Regions from separate parts of the Homo sapiens genome. Here region 2 is linked to region 1. Evidence: read pairs that join two places in POLR2A ChIA-PET (ENCODE). Cell type or tissue: A673. All regions are shown on one strand.

Region 1 (8,000 bases):
ACTAAAAATACAAAAATTAGCTGGGCATGGTGGTACATGCCTGTAATCCCAGCTACTCAGGAGGCTGAGGCAGGAGAATCGCTTGAACCTGGGAGACGGAGGATGCAGTAAGCCAGGATCACGCCACTGCACTCCAGCCTGGGCAACAGTCTCAAAAAAATAAACAGGCCAGGCACGGTGGCTCACGCCTGTAATCCCAGCACTTTGGGAGGCCGAGGCAGGCGGATCACGAGGTCAGGAGATCGAAACCAGCATGGCTAACACGGTGAAACCCCATCTCTAAAATACAAAAAATTAGCCAGGCATGGTGGTGGGTGCTTGTAGTCCCAGCTACTCGGGAGGCTGAGGCAGGAGAATAGCGTGAACCTGAGAGGTGGAGCTTGCAGTGAGCAGAGATTGCGTCACTGCACTCCAGCCTGGGCGACAGAGCAAGACTCTGTCTCAAAAAACAAACAAACAAACCAAACATGATGAGCTGTCACCTCACACCTGTCAGAATGGCTATGATCAAAAAGAAAAAAGATAACAAGTGTTGGCAAGAATGTGGAGAAAAGCGAATCCCTGCACACTGTTGGTGGGGATGTAAATTTACTGCAACCATTATGGAAAACAGTATGGAGGTTCTTCAAAAAATTAAAAGTGATACTAGCAATCCCACTGCTGGGATTTGTAGGCAAAGAAAGCCAGGCAAATACCATATGATCTCATTTATATGCAGAATCTGAAAAAGATGAACAGAGAAGCAGAGAGCAGAGGAGTGGTTACCCAGCCCTGGGGTTTGGGGGAGAGATGAGGAGATGTGGGTCACAGAATACAAAATTTCAGTTAGACAGAAAGAATAAGCTCAAAAGATCGACTGTACAACAGGGTAACTAATATACTTAAAAATTGCTAAGAGAGTAGATTTTAAGTGTTCTCACCATAAATAAATATGCATGTGAGCTTATACATAAGTTAATTAGATTGATTTGCCCATTCTACTATGTATACATATTTTGAAACAACACATTGCAAACCATAAATATAATTTTTACTTGCAAATTAAAAATTGTTTTAAATTTAAAAAGTCAAACAGCTACTATATGACTCACTCATTCCACTTGTAGGTATTTACCCCAGAAAAAATGCAAATTTACGTCCATACAAAGTCTTATACATGAATGCTAATAGCAGCTTTCTTTGTAACAGTCAAAAACTGAAAACCACCCAAATATTAATCAACAGGTGAATGGATACACAGATTGTGGTAAATCCATACAATGGAATACAAATCTATAATATAAGAGTGAAATGCAGGCCGGGCGCGGTGGCTCATGCCTGTAATCCCAGCACTTTGGGAGGCCGAGTCGAGTGGATCGCTTGAGGTCAGGAGTTCGAGACCAGCCTGGCCAGCATGGTGAAACCCCATCTCTACTAAAAATACAAAAAAAATTAGCTGGGCATGATGGCGGGCGCCCGTAATCCCAGCCACTCGGGAAGCTGAGGCAGGAGAATTGCTTGAACCCAGGAGGTGGAGGTTGTGGTGAGCTGAGATCGTACCACTGCACTCCAGTCTAGGCAGCAAAGCCAGACTCTGTCTCAAAAAAAAAAAAAAAAAAAAAAGAGTGAAATACTGATACACATAACCAGTTCAATGAATCTTAAAATAATTATGCTTAGACAAAGAAGCCAGAGCCCCTTCTTCCCCAAAAGGTACATACTGTATAGTTCTATTTATATAAAATTATAGAAAATGGAAACTAATTTATAGTGACAGAAAGAAGTTCAGCAGTTGTCTGGGCATGGCAGGGAGGAACAATAGGAAGAATTACAAAGAGGCATGAAGAAAACTTTTGGGAATAACAATTAGGTTCATTATTTTTATTGCAGTGATGGTTTCACAGGCATATACATATGTCAAAGCTTATCAAATCATATACTTCAAACATGGGCCATTTATGATCATATCAACTACATCTCAATAAAGCTGACTTTAGATTTATTTTCTCCTCCTCCTCCTCCCTCTTCCTTTTTATTCATTAATTTTTTTAAAGATGGGATTTTACTATGTTGCCTAGGCTGGTGTCAAACTCCTACACTCAAGCCATCCTGCTGCCTTGGCCTCCCAAAGTGTCAGGAGTACAGGCATGTGCCACCAGGCCTGGCAATAAAGCTGATTTTAAAAAGCAGAATTAGAAAGAATAATGTATCTGTACATACTGACATTTTAAAAAGTCCATAACACATACTAAGTGGTTTTTTCTTTTTTTTCCTTTGAGATGGAGTCTCACTCTGTTGCACAGGCTGGAGTGCAGTGACATGCTATATCGGCTCACTGCAACCTCTGCCTCCTGGGTTCAAGCGATTCTCCTGCCTCAGCCTCCTGAGTAGCTAGGACTACAGGTGCGTGCCACCACACCCAGCTAATTTTTTATTTTTAGTAGAGACGGCGTTTCACCATGTTGGCCAGGCTGGTCTCGAACTCCTGATCTCAGGTGATCCTCCTGCCTCAGCCTCCCAAAGTGCTGGGATTACAGGCGTGAGCCACCACACCCAGCCGACACATACTAAGTTTTAAAAAGGTGTGGAATTATATATATATATGGAGAGAGCTAAATATCTCATGATTCCATTTATGTAAAATAAGTATATTTATATTGAATATATGTATGTGAATGTATACAAAAGGTCTAAGGAAATACATATTAATCTGTTTCCAGTTTGAGATTGGAGAAACAATATGGAGGGCTTTCATCTTATACATTCCTATGTTGTTTACACTTTGTATAACAATCATGCATACTTCTGAAATTTTAAAAATATAAGAAAGTTTAAAAAAAAAAAGTTAAAAAGCCACAGGGCAAAAGATAAAAAAGAAAAGCCAAACTGACATATTTTATAATTTAAAAAATAAAATGGAGTCTTGTGTTTGGAGACTAATTCCCAGTCGTGAAGCTAAAGTAAAGAGCATAAGCATCAAATTTGCTTGGACTTAGATTCAGATCTGCTCTCTCTGCTCTTGCCCAATGGAAAATCACCACTTCCATGAGCCACCGAGATGAGTGACAGCAACTGTCTATTCCTCAGGTATCCTGAGGCACACACCAAAAGCTTTAAAAGACCAGCAGTTTTCACTCCAATTTTCAATGGGGATGAGGAACAAACAAGGCTCCAGTAGAAAATCTGGTGGCCGGGCACGGTGGCTCACACCTGTAATCCCAGCACTTTGGGAGGCCAAGGTGGGAAGATCATGAGGTCAGGAGATCAAGACCATCCTGGCTAACAGGGTGAAACCCTGTCTGTACTAAAAATACAAAAAATTAGCCGGGCATGGTGGCACGCACCTGTAGTCCCAGCTTCTCGGGAGGCTGAGGCAGGAGAATCGTTTGAACCCGGGAGGTGGAGGTTGCAGTGAGCCAAGATCACGCCACTGCACTCCAGCCTAGGCGACATAGCAAGACTCCGTCTCAAAAAAAAAAAAAAAAAAATTCTGGCAAGGTTTCTGAGCCCACACTCCTCAGGATATTTAGTACCTTGGATAATTTTCTGCTGCTGTTGCCGGATTTCATCAAAACCCAAGCCTCTGGTCTCCTCTGGCTCCTCAAAGAGCCAAGGGTTGGGTGCTCCTCGCTTAGCCTCTTCACTCATCAGGCTGGACCTAAAGAACAATATTAAATGCATGATATATCTCAAAACATGCAGCTCAAATGCAAATTACTCCCACAAGTGCAGAGGTGGCCAGCCTTGAATGCTTTGAAAATTCAATTCAAACACAATTTATTGCATCATTAGTTTATGCCAGGAACTGTATTCAGTGCTGGACGAGATACAAGGATGAATAAGGCACAAGCTTGGTCCTCAGAATTACAGCCTGTTATAGAGATGATGGGAGAACATAATATTTGTACTAATCCTCCAAGAGATGTTTGAGTTAATAATCCTAAAAGAAGTTGGTAATAAATGAGGTTCTTAAATTTCAAAAACAGAAGGCCGAACAGCGGCCTTTTTATTAGGACAAAGTTTGTCTCAGAGGCTACGTGACCCCAAAGGTACAAATATTATTTCTCAAGCAGACACAATGTTGCGACTACAGATTACAATGTTGTTGTTGTTTTAAAAAAAGACCATATAATTTCCCATTAAAGGGTATTTGGAGCCGGGCGCAGTGGCTCATGTGTGTAATCCCAGCCCTCTGGGAGGCTGAGGCGGGCAGATCACCTGAAGTCAGGAGTTCCAGACCAGCCCGTCCAACATGATGAAACCCTGTCTCTAATAAACACAAAAAAAATTAGCCGGGCTTGGCGGCAGACATCTGTAATCCCAGCTACTTGGGAGGCTGAGGCAGGAAAATCGCTTGAACCTGAGAGGCGGAGGTTGCAGTGAGCCAAGATGGCGCCACTGCACTGCAGCCTGGGTAGCGGAGCAAGACTCTGTCTCAAAAAAAAAAAAAAAAAAAGGAGTATTTGGTTGCTCAGAGACAGAAACACATGCAGGGTTTCAATACCAATTTTGTGACTATAATGTAGCATTCATAACAGAATAAACACATTCTGATTTGTCAATCTTAACCTTACTCCCTCTAATAATCCATGTGCCCTTTCTGCACGAGACCAGTTGGTCTCGCTGTCTAAGGAACAGGAAACACATGATTTCCACCTCAGTCCCCATGTTTTCAGGATTTTTCTCCTCTCAAGTAGCTCCTCTCCTCTCCCCACCTGTCTGCATTCTGTCCAAGCTGAGAAGATCATCTTGTCCAGGACACGACCTTCTGACCAATTCAACAAAGAGATGAACATTAGACTCATCTTTAGAGCTCTCAACAGATTCATGAAAAATCATAGAATAAATGATGGGTGGGACATCAGCAAGATGACTGATTAGAGTCAGCTGGTGCTCACCCGCTCCCCCCCCCCCCCACCCACCTTTCTTAGGAAAGGACTAAGGCAATGAATAAACAGCTAAGATTTGACTTCAGTGTGGGAAAGTGCTGAACTGCAGTGGGGAAGTGGAGAGGCCCCTGTGGTGACTGAAAGTCTAGGAGGGCAGCATGAAGGCCCCCAGCCTCTGTGGCCCCATCTCTTCCACCAGGACTGAGGAGGCCTGGACATATGAAGGCCTTCTCCCTGTGAGGAAAAGGTAAGCGGGAGATTCCCACCTGCCCCCACTGCCACTGCAAACACCTACAGTCCTTATTACAGGAGGATCCCCCAGTCCTTGCAAGTTCTGAGCCCAGTTTGGAGAGCTGCTGGGAATTCGTACAGTTGCACTGCCCCAGATTAGGAGCATTCCCCACTCCCCACCCACTCCATGAGCCAAGTTACTACAGCATGGCGCCATCTTTAGACCACAGCTCCCTCTGGAGTGTGCCTTCCTCTTGGGGCCAGTAGCCACTGCACCTTTCCAGCACTGGGACTCCATTTTCATGCCACCAAAGCTACACAGGTGGCTGAACTCCACAACCCAGGGCTCGGGAATGGCTGTGACTCTGGTCCTGCAATGAAGGGAAACCACCCTCTGCACTTTCAGCCACAGAAACAGTCCCACCCAGGGCAAACCCACTCTTGAGCCAACCAAACTGCTGCATACCCTCCTGCAAGCAGAAGGCCCTGAGCAACTGACAGGCTAGCAGAGTGACTACGCTCCTGCATCCCGGATCTATGAAACAGTCGGGCAGTGCAGCCCCCTACAGACATGCCCCCGGCCTGCCCAAAGGCCCCACACCTCAATCAGGGCCTGAGAAACAACCCTGCAGGCTGCCCCTGGCAGACATACCCCCAGGCCAGCCAAGTAGCCATGTGTCCATATCTCAGGCCTGAAAAACAGCCCATGGGTCACCCCTAGCGGCAACTCCCCTAGGCCAGCCGAGCAGCCTTGTGTTCATATCCCGGGTCTGAGAAGCAACTCCTCAGGCCACTCCTGGCAGACATGCCCCCGGGGCCATCAAGCAGACTTATGCCCACCTCTCATGCCTGAGAAATAGCCCTGTAGGCTGTCCCCAGCAGGCATTCCCCACAGGAGAGCTGAGCAGCAGTGTGCCCATGTCCCAAACCTGAGAAACAGCCCAACAGGCCACCTCTGGCAGGCATACTCCCAGACTGGCCAAGCAACCAAGCAACTGTGCCCTCAGCCAGAGTAAGGGCACCAACCCCAACCCCAGCAAGTGAGACCCCAAGTTGGACAACCCACCATGTGAACGCATGCATCGCTGACCTGACAAATAGCCCGGTGAACACATCCCTGGCAAAGTCATGCCACCACCACCACAAAGCCTCTCAGCTGAGGCCACTGAGACACTCACAAATGTCACTGGCATGGATTACAGTTAAAGAAACTACACAAAAACTACACTACTATGCCCACCTGGAACCAAAGCCAATGCATCCCACTGAACCAACACCCCAAGATCCATTCATACAAATATTTCTTTCCCTGCAAAACCTACCACATAAAATTGGAAGAGGCAATTATTCCACCAGATGCATAGACATCAACATAGGGATACATCGAACATGAAAAAGCAAGGAAACATGACACCTCCAAAGGAATACAATAATTCCTGTGTAATAGACCCCAATGATAGAGAAATATACAAAATGACAGAAAAAGAATTCAAAATAGTAATCTTACAGTGAGATACAAGATAATAGAGCTAGACAATTTGATGAAATCAGGAAAACAATTCATGACTTGAACAAGAAATTCAACAAGAAGATAAATACCATAAAAAAGAACAAAACAGGTATCCTGGAGTGGAAGAATTCAATGAATAAGTAAATAAGTACAAGCTAGAGCTTTACCAAAAGACTAGACCAAGCAGAATTTTATTTATTTATTTTTTTGGAGACAGGTTCTTACTCTGTCACCCAGGCTGGAGTGCAGTGGCATTATCTCAGCTCACTGCAACCTCCACCTCCTGGGCTCAAGTGATTCTCCCTCCTCAGTCCTCCTGAGTAGCTGGGACTACAGGGGCATGCCATCACATCCAGCTAATTTTTGTATTTTTTGGTAGAGATGGGGTTTCACCATGTTAGCCAGGTTGGTATCGAACTCCTAATCTCAAGTGATCTGCCCGCCTTGGCCTCCCAAAGTGCCAGGATTACAGGTGTGAGCCACCATGCGTGGCTGAATTTTTGAACTTGAAGACAGATCTTGTGAAATAACACAGAAAGATGGGGGGAAGAAAAAGTAAAATGGAATGAAGAAAGCCTACAGAATTCATGGGACACTATTAAGTGAACAAATATTCACACTGTAGGTGTTCCAGAAAGAGAAAAGAAGGGCAAATGTACAGAAAACATTGAATGAAATAGTAGCTGAAAACTTCCCAAGTCTTGGGAGCTTCCAGATCCAGGAAGCTAAAAGAATCCCAAATAGATTCCATTCAAACAGGACCCCTCTTAGGCACATTAGAGTCAAATTATCAAAAGTCAAAGACAAAGAATTCTAAAAACAGCAAGAGAAGGACTGGATGTGGTGGCTCATGCCTGTTATCCCAGTACTTTGGGAGGCCGAGGCTGGCAGATCACGATGTCAGGAGTTCAAGACCAGCCTGGCCAACATGGTGAAACTCTGTCTCTACTAAAAATACAAAAAAATTAGCTGGGCATGGTGGCAGGTGCCTGTAATCCCAGCTACTCAGGAGGCAGAGGCAGGAGAATCACTTGAACCTGGGAGGCGGAGGTTGCAGTGAGCTGAGACCACGCTACTGCACTCCAGCCTGGGCAACAGAGCAAGACTCCATCTCAAAAACAAACAAACAACAATGACAAAAAGAAACCAGCAAGAGAAAAGCATCAAATCACCTATGAGGGAGTTCCCATTAGACTAATAGCAGATTTCTCAGCAGAAATCTTACCAACCAAGAGAGAATAGGATTTTATGTTCAAAGTACTAAAAGAAAAAAAAAATCTGCCAACCAAGAATATTACATGCAGCAAAGATATCCTCCAGAAATGAAAGAGAAATAAAATCTTTCACAGACAAGCAAAAACGAAGGTAATCCATCACCACTAGACCAGTCT
Region 2 (8,000 bases), 1.1 Mb after region 1:
TCTTTGAGGACAGGGCTCTTGCCTATTTTGTGAGGCACAAAGCAAATTCCATCTTAACCAAACTCAGACTCACAAAACGGGAGGAGTTGTCATTCCTCACAGTCTTGGCGTTCCCAAAGGCCTCCAGCAGGGGATTGGCACTGATGATTTGATCTTCCAGAGTCCCCTAATGCAAGAAATTGAGGGAAGAAGAGGAAACATTTTTTTTTGAGATGGAGTTACACTCTTGTTGCCCAGGCTGCAGTGCAATGGCACGATCTTGGCTTACTGCAACCTCCACCTCCCGGGTTCATGTGATTCTCCTGCCTCAGCCTCCCGAGTACCTGGGACTACAGGCATGCACTACCATGCCCGGCTAATTTTGTATTTTTAGTAGAGATGGGGTTTCTCCATATTGGTCAGGTTGGTCTCGAACTCCTAACCTCAGGTGATCCACCCGCCTCGGCCTCCCAAAGTGCTGGGATTACAGGCGTGAGCCACCGAGCCCAGCCTGAGGAAACATGTTTTTAAGCCACAGAATGACAGTAAAAAATGCTCACCCACTCTGTGACTCTGGCTTGCCCTGATAAAGCCCCACCCTCCTTGACTTTCCAATCCTAGGACCAACCAAATCAGCAGCATGTCTTACTCAAAACACTTTTGCCATTTTGTTATATTTGGCACTACAGTTGGGGATCTCTTGACTGAGCATTCCTTTAACACTTCAATCCCTTGATTCTCCAGTCAGTTGTCCGTATTCATTTCATGCTGCTGTAATACATTTGTTTCAAAAGCCCAGGATATGCTGTGAGTCACTCACATTGGTATATGTGATTCTTCCACAAAAGAACAAGCTCTCTGAGCCGTCTGCAGATTGACCTCTGAAGTTTAGCCCTAGAGCCTTGTCTTCTAAGAAATCCCGGGATCTAGTCCTACAAGACCAACTTGACACTGCGTTGTCTAAGGTGACTGGCTGTCCTTCAAGATAGTAAATCCTAGCCTGTTCTCCATTCTCTGAAGAGGGGGGAATGTGAGGACATTTGGCCCCCTCATTCTGAGGTTAAGACCACAGTTAAAAGTGGAAGCAAAGCAAGCCTTCCTCTCCCATCTATACCTTCATTTTGGAGTCCTTCTTCTTGGCCAGGTCCCCAGTAGCTGCAATTGTTGCAAAGTACTGGATGACCCGTTTGGTGTTCACAGTCTTTCCTGCCCCGGATTCTCCGCTGTACAGAGTGATCAAAAGAGAGAGAAAGAAACAAGTCTGTTAGTATAAACAGGCTTTTCAGGATGTCATACTGAGGCCTGGGCATGGTCTGAGCCATCTCTGACACACACTCACCACACTAATGTGACAGACCACTTGAGAAGGCAGACGCCCAGGGCACAGGTGCCACAGGCACTTGCTCAGCTGACCCAAGGATGGGTAATTCCATTTTTCTGAGGCCTTATGCAGACCTTCCTCCCCATCCCCAAATCGATCTTTTTATTTTTTATTTATTTATTTTTCTCTTTTATTTTTTATTTTTTGAGACAGAATCTCACTCTGCTGCCCAGGCTGGAGTGCAGTGGCGCGATCTCGGCTCACTGCAAGCTCCGGCTCCTGGGTTCACGCCATTCTCCTGCCTCAGCCTCCTGAGTAGCTGTGACTACAGGTGCCCGCCACCACACCCAGCTAATTTTTTTGTATTTTTTTTAGTAGAGGCAGGGTTTCACCGTGTTAGCCAGGATGGTCTCGATCTCCTGGACCTCGTGATCCGCCCATCTCAGCCTACCAAAGTGCTGGGATTACAGGTGTCAGCCACCGCGCCCAGCCTGATCTTTTTATTATAGACTCTGCTCCAAACACTTTCTAATGAACAGAATAGAGCCAGTGGCACAGCTATGAAACCACTCTATGCCATGGATACTTACGTGATCAGAATGGACTGGTTTTCACGATCTGCCAGAGGAAAAAATAAAATAGAGTTGATGGCAATAGAAAAAGAGCTTCCCGATTCTACCCAACTCTCAAGTAGCCAGAGTTAAATTGCACAATTCCTCTTCCTTTACATTTTTTGTTTAGCCTTTAGGTGGGAATCTGAAGAGCCTCCATCTGCTTTTTATTTTATTTTATTTTTAATTGACAAACAATATTTGTATATATTTGTAGGGTACAACATGATGATTTGATATATGTTTATATGGCAGAATGATTAAATCAAGCTAATTAACAAATCCGTCACCTCACATACTTATTTTTTTGTGGAGAAAACATTTAAAATATACTATTTTAGGGATTTTGAAATATACAATGCATTATTACTTATCGGAGTCACCATTCTATGGGACAGATCACCAGCACCGATTTCTCCTTTCCAGCTGTATCCTTTGGTCAATATCGAAAGCCTCCTTCTTGAGACTGAGACTCAGAGAGGGCAAGTCTCCACTCAGAATCAGCCAGTGGCAGCCGGGTGCAGTGGCTCATGCCTGTAATCCCAGCACTTTGGGAGGCTGTGGCAGGCAGATCACGAGGTCAGGAGTTTGAGACCAGCCTGGCCAACAAAGTGACCCCTGTCTCTATTAAAAATATAAAAATAGCCGGACATGGTGGTGCATACCTGTAGTCGCAGCTACTCGGGAGGCTGAGGCAGGAGAATCGCTTGAACCCGGGAGGCAGAGGTTGTGGTGAGCCGAGATCACACCACTGCACTCCAGCCTGGGCAACATAGCAAGACTCCATCTCAAAAAAAAAAAAAAAAAACCAGCCAGTGGCTTCTCATCGTTCTTGCTGTATTAGGCTGAACTATATAAAATGATCAGTTTTTGGTTTTGATCCATGAAAACATCCATATCCGTTTTGCATATTCTAACTTGCATTAAATCCAAAACTCGTCACCTTGGCATGCGGGGCCCTACATGATGCAGCCCCTTTCTGCCTCTTTTGGCTCCTTCTTCCTCCTTTCCCTGTGCTAAACACCAGATGGGGTCCAGCCTGGGAGTAAGGGGCAACTGCCGCTCGCCTCATGCAGTGCCTGCTCCAGCATCCCATGCTTCCTCCTGGGAAACTCACCAGTCAGCATGAACTGATAGGCGTTGTCAGAGATGGAGAAGATGTGGGGTGGGGCCTCCTGGCGCTTTTTGCCTCGGTAGCCTTCCACCACCTCGGGGTTGTACACCGGCAGCCACTTGTAGGGGTTGACAGTGACACAGAAGAGGCCTGAGTAGGTCTGTGGGAGGAAAAACATATACGTGCGTATATGTATGTATGTGCATATGGAAAACCCCTTGCCTTTATTATTATTATTGTTTTTTTTTTTTTTTGAGACGGAGTCTCACTCTGTCACCAGGCTGGAGTGCAGTGGCACGATCTTGGCTCACTGCAACCTCCACCTCCCGGGTTCAAGCAATTCTCCTGCCTCAGCCTCCCGAGTAGCTGGGACTACAGGTACATGCCATCACGCCCGGCTAATTTTTGTATTTTAGTAGAGATGGGGCTTCACCATGTTGGCCAGAATGGTCTCGATCTCTTGACCTCATGATCCACCCGCCTTACCCTCCCAAAGTGCTGGGATTACGGGCGTGAGCCACCACACCCAGCTGCCTTTATTATTATCTCATGTTTCTTTGGGATAAACTTATAAAGGGGGGAGGCTACCATTCCTATTTATAGTGAGGCACTGAGACTCAAAAAGGGGAGTGGCGACCCTCCCACAGTTGGTAAGTCACAGCACCCCGTGACCAAGCCTGGCCCCAGCTTCCCCGCTCTCCGGCTCCTGGTCCTCCTTCCCACCTTCCTTCTTCCTGCCCCATCCACCTCTTGCTTTCTTGCCTTCTTTCTCCTCCGTCTTTGTGTTTTGTTCATCAGCTAGGCAAGCACTCATCTTCCAGAATCCCACGGCCCACACACATACCTCTGCCTCCCTCCCCTGCCCGCATATCTAATGCCCCAGGGAAACCACGTCGAAAGCCCTCGCTGACATAGATCATCCAAGATGTGTAACGGTCCTTCAGGTTGTACAGCACGGCTGGCTCATTCAGGTGCGTCAGCATGGCCATGTCTTCGATCCTGTCGAACTTGGGGGGGTTCATGGCGTACACATCCTCTGGTTTGACCACCAGGGTCTAAAAAGGAAGAGGCACAGTGCTTCACTAAGATGGTCTGCACGTCTTTTTTTTTTTTTTTTTTTTTTTTTTTTTTGAGACGGAGTCTTGCTTTGTCGCCCAGGCTGGAGTGCAGTGATGCGATCTCGGCTCACTGCAAGCTCCACCTCCCGGGTTCACACCATTCTTCTGCCTCAGCCTCCCAAGTAGCTGGGATTACAGGCGCCCGCCACCACACCCGGCTAATTTTTTTTATTTTTAGTAGAGACGGGGTTTCACCGTGTTAGCCAGGATGGTCTCGATCTCCTGACCTCGTGATCCACCCGCCTCAGCCTCCCAAAGTGCTGGGATTACAGGTGTGAGGCACCGTGCCTGGCCTGTCTGCACGTCTTGTCTGCTGCCCCCACCAAAAGACCAAGAGACTCTTGAGCCGAGATGGAAGGGCCAAACCCTAGAACAAGCCCAGCTCACAGCGAGAGGAGGAAAGGCTATGGGGCGGCTTGTGGTGGTGCTGATGAAATGGGGTTTGTTTCTGTTATTCAGGGTGTCTTCTTCCTCCCCATTGGGCCTGAGGTGAGAGACGGATGTCGGAAATGAGAAAAGAGGATCTGTGTGGGTGGATATGGGTGATGGTGGCTGGGAACGGGGCCAGCAGGAACCTTTCAGCTCAGTCAGTAACACTGCCTGGACCAAAATCCAGCTCCAGCAGCTGGCTCTTTCCTGTCTACTGAGAGAAAATGACGCATATGTCCCCTGCAGTCGTGAGGCAGGGACCGAAGAGAATGAGGAAGGGGCATTGGATTGCCAGGCTGGTGCCCATGGATTGCCAACATTCTGAGCTCTCTGAAAGCAGCTGTCCAGCCCCCGGCCCACCTCTTCCCCCTTCACCACCCAGCCCCAGCATGCTCAGGAAAGGGCCCCTCAGTTGCCCTCCCCACCCCTTTCCTGCCCTTTCTGGGGTCAGAGTGTTATAAGCCAGGCAAACGGCACCATGAGGCAGAGCAGTGGTTCTGAGCACCTGCACTTCTCTCAGCAGGACAAACCCCCACACCCTCGGGAAGCTGGAGGACCTCAGGCACAGGGGGTGGGGAACTTGTCTTCCTCTTCCCTGCCCTGTCCTCACCTCCTTTTTCTCTGTGACCTCCTCTGAAATGGTCAGTTTTCCTGGTTCTGTCTCTGGGCAGTGTGGATGGGAAACCTGCCTTTTCCCTGCCTTCAAGCAGGGATTCATTCAAACCATCCCGGCCAATGGGCCCTGGCTGTCTATGATGGTCTCTTAGGTTCATCTTAGATTATCATTCACTGTATCTAGCTTCCTCCTTCCCTGACGTGTTAGCAGCCCATTCTTAGCTCCTTATTGGAAATACACAGAGAGCCACCTTTTCGGAGCTCCAATGCTTGGTAGCACTGCAGGGCGGTTCTTATTTTTTGGGGGGACCGAGTCTTGCTCTGTCTCCCAGGCTGGAGTGCAGTGGCGTGATCTAGGCTCACTGCAAGCTCCACCTCCCGGGTTCACGTGCAGGGCGGTTTTTAATGCCTTTTTTCCTTCATGCCCAACCCAATGATAGTATTTCCTTTACTTGTCTCTTTTATTTTCTTTCTTTCTTTCTCTTTCTTTCTTTCCTTCCTTCCTTGCTTTCTTTCTTCCTTCTTTCTTTCCTTCCTTCCTTCCCTCCATCTCTCTTTCACTCTTTCTTTCTTTTTTCCTTTTTTTGCTTTTTACTTTTCTTGGGACTTTTCCAGATTCTCCTGATGTGGATTTTAGAAACTAGTGAGCTCCAGAATTCCTCGCAGCACCCCCACAGTGGCTTGGGCCAGAATGTAATGGGCTGCAGTGCTCATCCCCTTCATGATACAAGGAGGCTGCTATTTCACTGAGCTTGTGGTCCCCTAGGATCCCTAACACATTTTCCTTACTTCCTTGGTTAGATGGCCATTGATAGAATAATTTGGGACAAATCTAGGCTACCAAAGGAGAGTGTTCTGAAACAGCGCTCATTCATGTTGAACTCCCAACTCCACACCCTTGGGACACGTGGAGCTGGGCCCCTCTGGCCTACAGTGAACGTGGACAAAAATACCTGAAAACTAATTGTTTTAATCAGCCACAGCCAGACTCTATTCCCACCCTGGAACCTGAGGCCAGTATTCACTCTGCTTTCTCTGAGGATACCTGGGAAGCCCCAGGCTACATTGTATGCGGCATTCCAGTGCTGGAACCACATCTGGAAGTGGCTGGGGTTGGGCAGATGCATACCCCAGGCAAGCACAAGGACCAGGTGGAGGGCCAGCAGCCTGTGGAGGGTACAGAGCCTTACCCTGTTGTCCTCAGTTTCCACAGTGACCTTCCCATCCTGAGAACTCTTGATTTTCCCCTTGGCATATTCTTCCTTTGAGTCCACCACGAAGCAATACGTCTTGGCATCAAAGGGCTGGTTCTGAGCCTCGATCCTCTCCTTTTCTGACTTCCGGAGGAAAGGAGCAGCTATGCCGAACACTTCCATTTCAGTGTCACTACTCATGGTGTCAGCTGGAAGGCAAACCCACCCGGTGAGCTCAGCAGCCCCCTTGCCAGGCACCCAGCAGCTCCAGGCCTGTTTCAGCCTCCACCCTGCCCTCCTTCAGCCGCAGGAGCCCTCAGAGTCAGGGCCCCAGGAACCAGGCTGTCCTCATGCCTTGAGAAGCTCCACCCAAAGGGCTTCAGTGCTGGGAAATCACACGGGTGCATATTTATTGAGGGGCTTCTTGTGCGACAGTCTTACAGCCTATTTAACCCAAGCTCCTCAAGCATCTGAGGCTTGAACTGGCGATAAGGGGTTTGGAAGTGAGCACCACTCTTGGGACCGCCTTTTCCGCTTCTGTGACAACCAGGTGTTGCTGAGGGAACGTTTAAAAATAAACACCCTTAAAAAATAAACGCCATCTTCAAAGAGAGTGTGCTAATGGCAAACAGCAAAGATATTTTTGAACCATTTCAATCAAGGTGGCTACACGCTCGTATGCGGGAACCTGCCTTTTGCTTCCTTGGGTTGCTAAGAACAAAATCAAGCATCTGACATCAGCATCTGTTTGACAGTCCCCCAAATGCCACCTCCTCTCCCGCCTGACCTGTCCTTGCCTTTTTTTTTTGAGATGGAGTCTCACTCTGTCACAGACTGGAGTGCAGTGGCACGATCTCCACTAACTGCAACTTCTGCCTCCCAGGTTCAAGCGATACTCCTGCCTCAGTCTCTTGAGTAGCTGGGATTACAGGCACTTGCCACCACGTCCTGCTAATTTTTCTATTTTTAGTAGAGACGGGGTTTCACCATGTTGGTCAGGCTGGTCTTGAACTCCTGACCTCATGATCTGCCCACCTCGGCCTCTCAAAGTGCTGGGATTACAGGTGTGAGCCATTGCACCCGGCCACGACCTGTCCTTGTCTAAATGTGCTAGTTCCCCTGTCCCTCTGTGCCCTTATGGCCGGTGGGAGGAGGGAGAAAGGAACTGGCAAGCTTGGATTGCCTGGAGATCTCCAACAGCCGAGGGACAGGGCCCAACTTCTCACCTGAGAGTCCCACCTGCAGGATGAGAGCAGAAGACAGCAACAGCCAGGAGATCCCAGACCTGGAAGAATATGCACATACACAACTTAGCGGCACTTGGGGTGGCTGCGTCCATGTAGAATCGGCTTCTGACGAGTTAACTAAAAAGGATAAAGGGGCCAGGCGCCATGGCTCACGCCTGTAATCCCAGCACTTTGGGAAGCCGAGGCGGAAAGATGGCCTGAGGTCAGGAGTTTGAGACCAGTCTGGCCAACATAGTGAAACCCCTTCTCTACTAAAAATAAAAAATAAATTTAAAAAATTGCTGGGCGTGGCGGCAGATGCCTGTGATCCCAGCTACTCTGGAGGCTTAGGCAGGAGAATCATTTGAACCTGGGAGACAGAGGTTGCAGTGAG

What was found. ChIA-PET counts read pairs that join two places held together with the same protein. Peaks named below come from ENCODE experiments on the same cell type or tissue, not always from the same donor. Only the 100,000 strongest peaks of a DNase experiment are listed, where the experiment ranks them.
Region 2: POLR2A ChIA-PET joins it to region 1 with 10 read pairs; 2 of 35 experiments call an interaction of 5 or more read pairs at or near these places.

Annotation. Positions count from the first base shown.
Region 1 is chr17:9,501,526-9,509,525 of GRCh38, forward strand. STX8 (syntaxin 8) reads right to left here. Exons shown (of 8, transcript NM_004853.3): 5 at 3,513-3,637. Among named protein-coding and RNA genes, the nearest start is that of STX8, 70 kb to the right of the region's middle. RefSeq lists enhancers at 4,846-5,714, 5,715-6,582. In A673, no CTCF peak of the experiment used is centred here; no DNase peak of the experiment used is centred here.
Region 2 is chr17:10,648,484-10,656,483 of GRCh38, forward strand. It overlaps MYH3 (myosin heavy chain 3), which reads right to left. Exons shown (of 41, transcript NM_002470.4): 2 at 7,607-7,665; 3 at 6,378-6,589; 4 at 3,937-4,080; 5 at 3,029-3,185; 6 at 1,891-1,918; 7 at 1,094-1,202; 8 at 74-166. The coding sequence starts at 6,581. Among named protein-coding and RNA genes, the nearest start is that of MYH3, 4.8 kb to the right of the region's middle. In A673, no CTCF peak of the experiment used is centred here; a DNase peak (open chromatin) is centred at 4,698.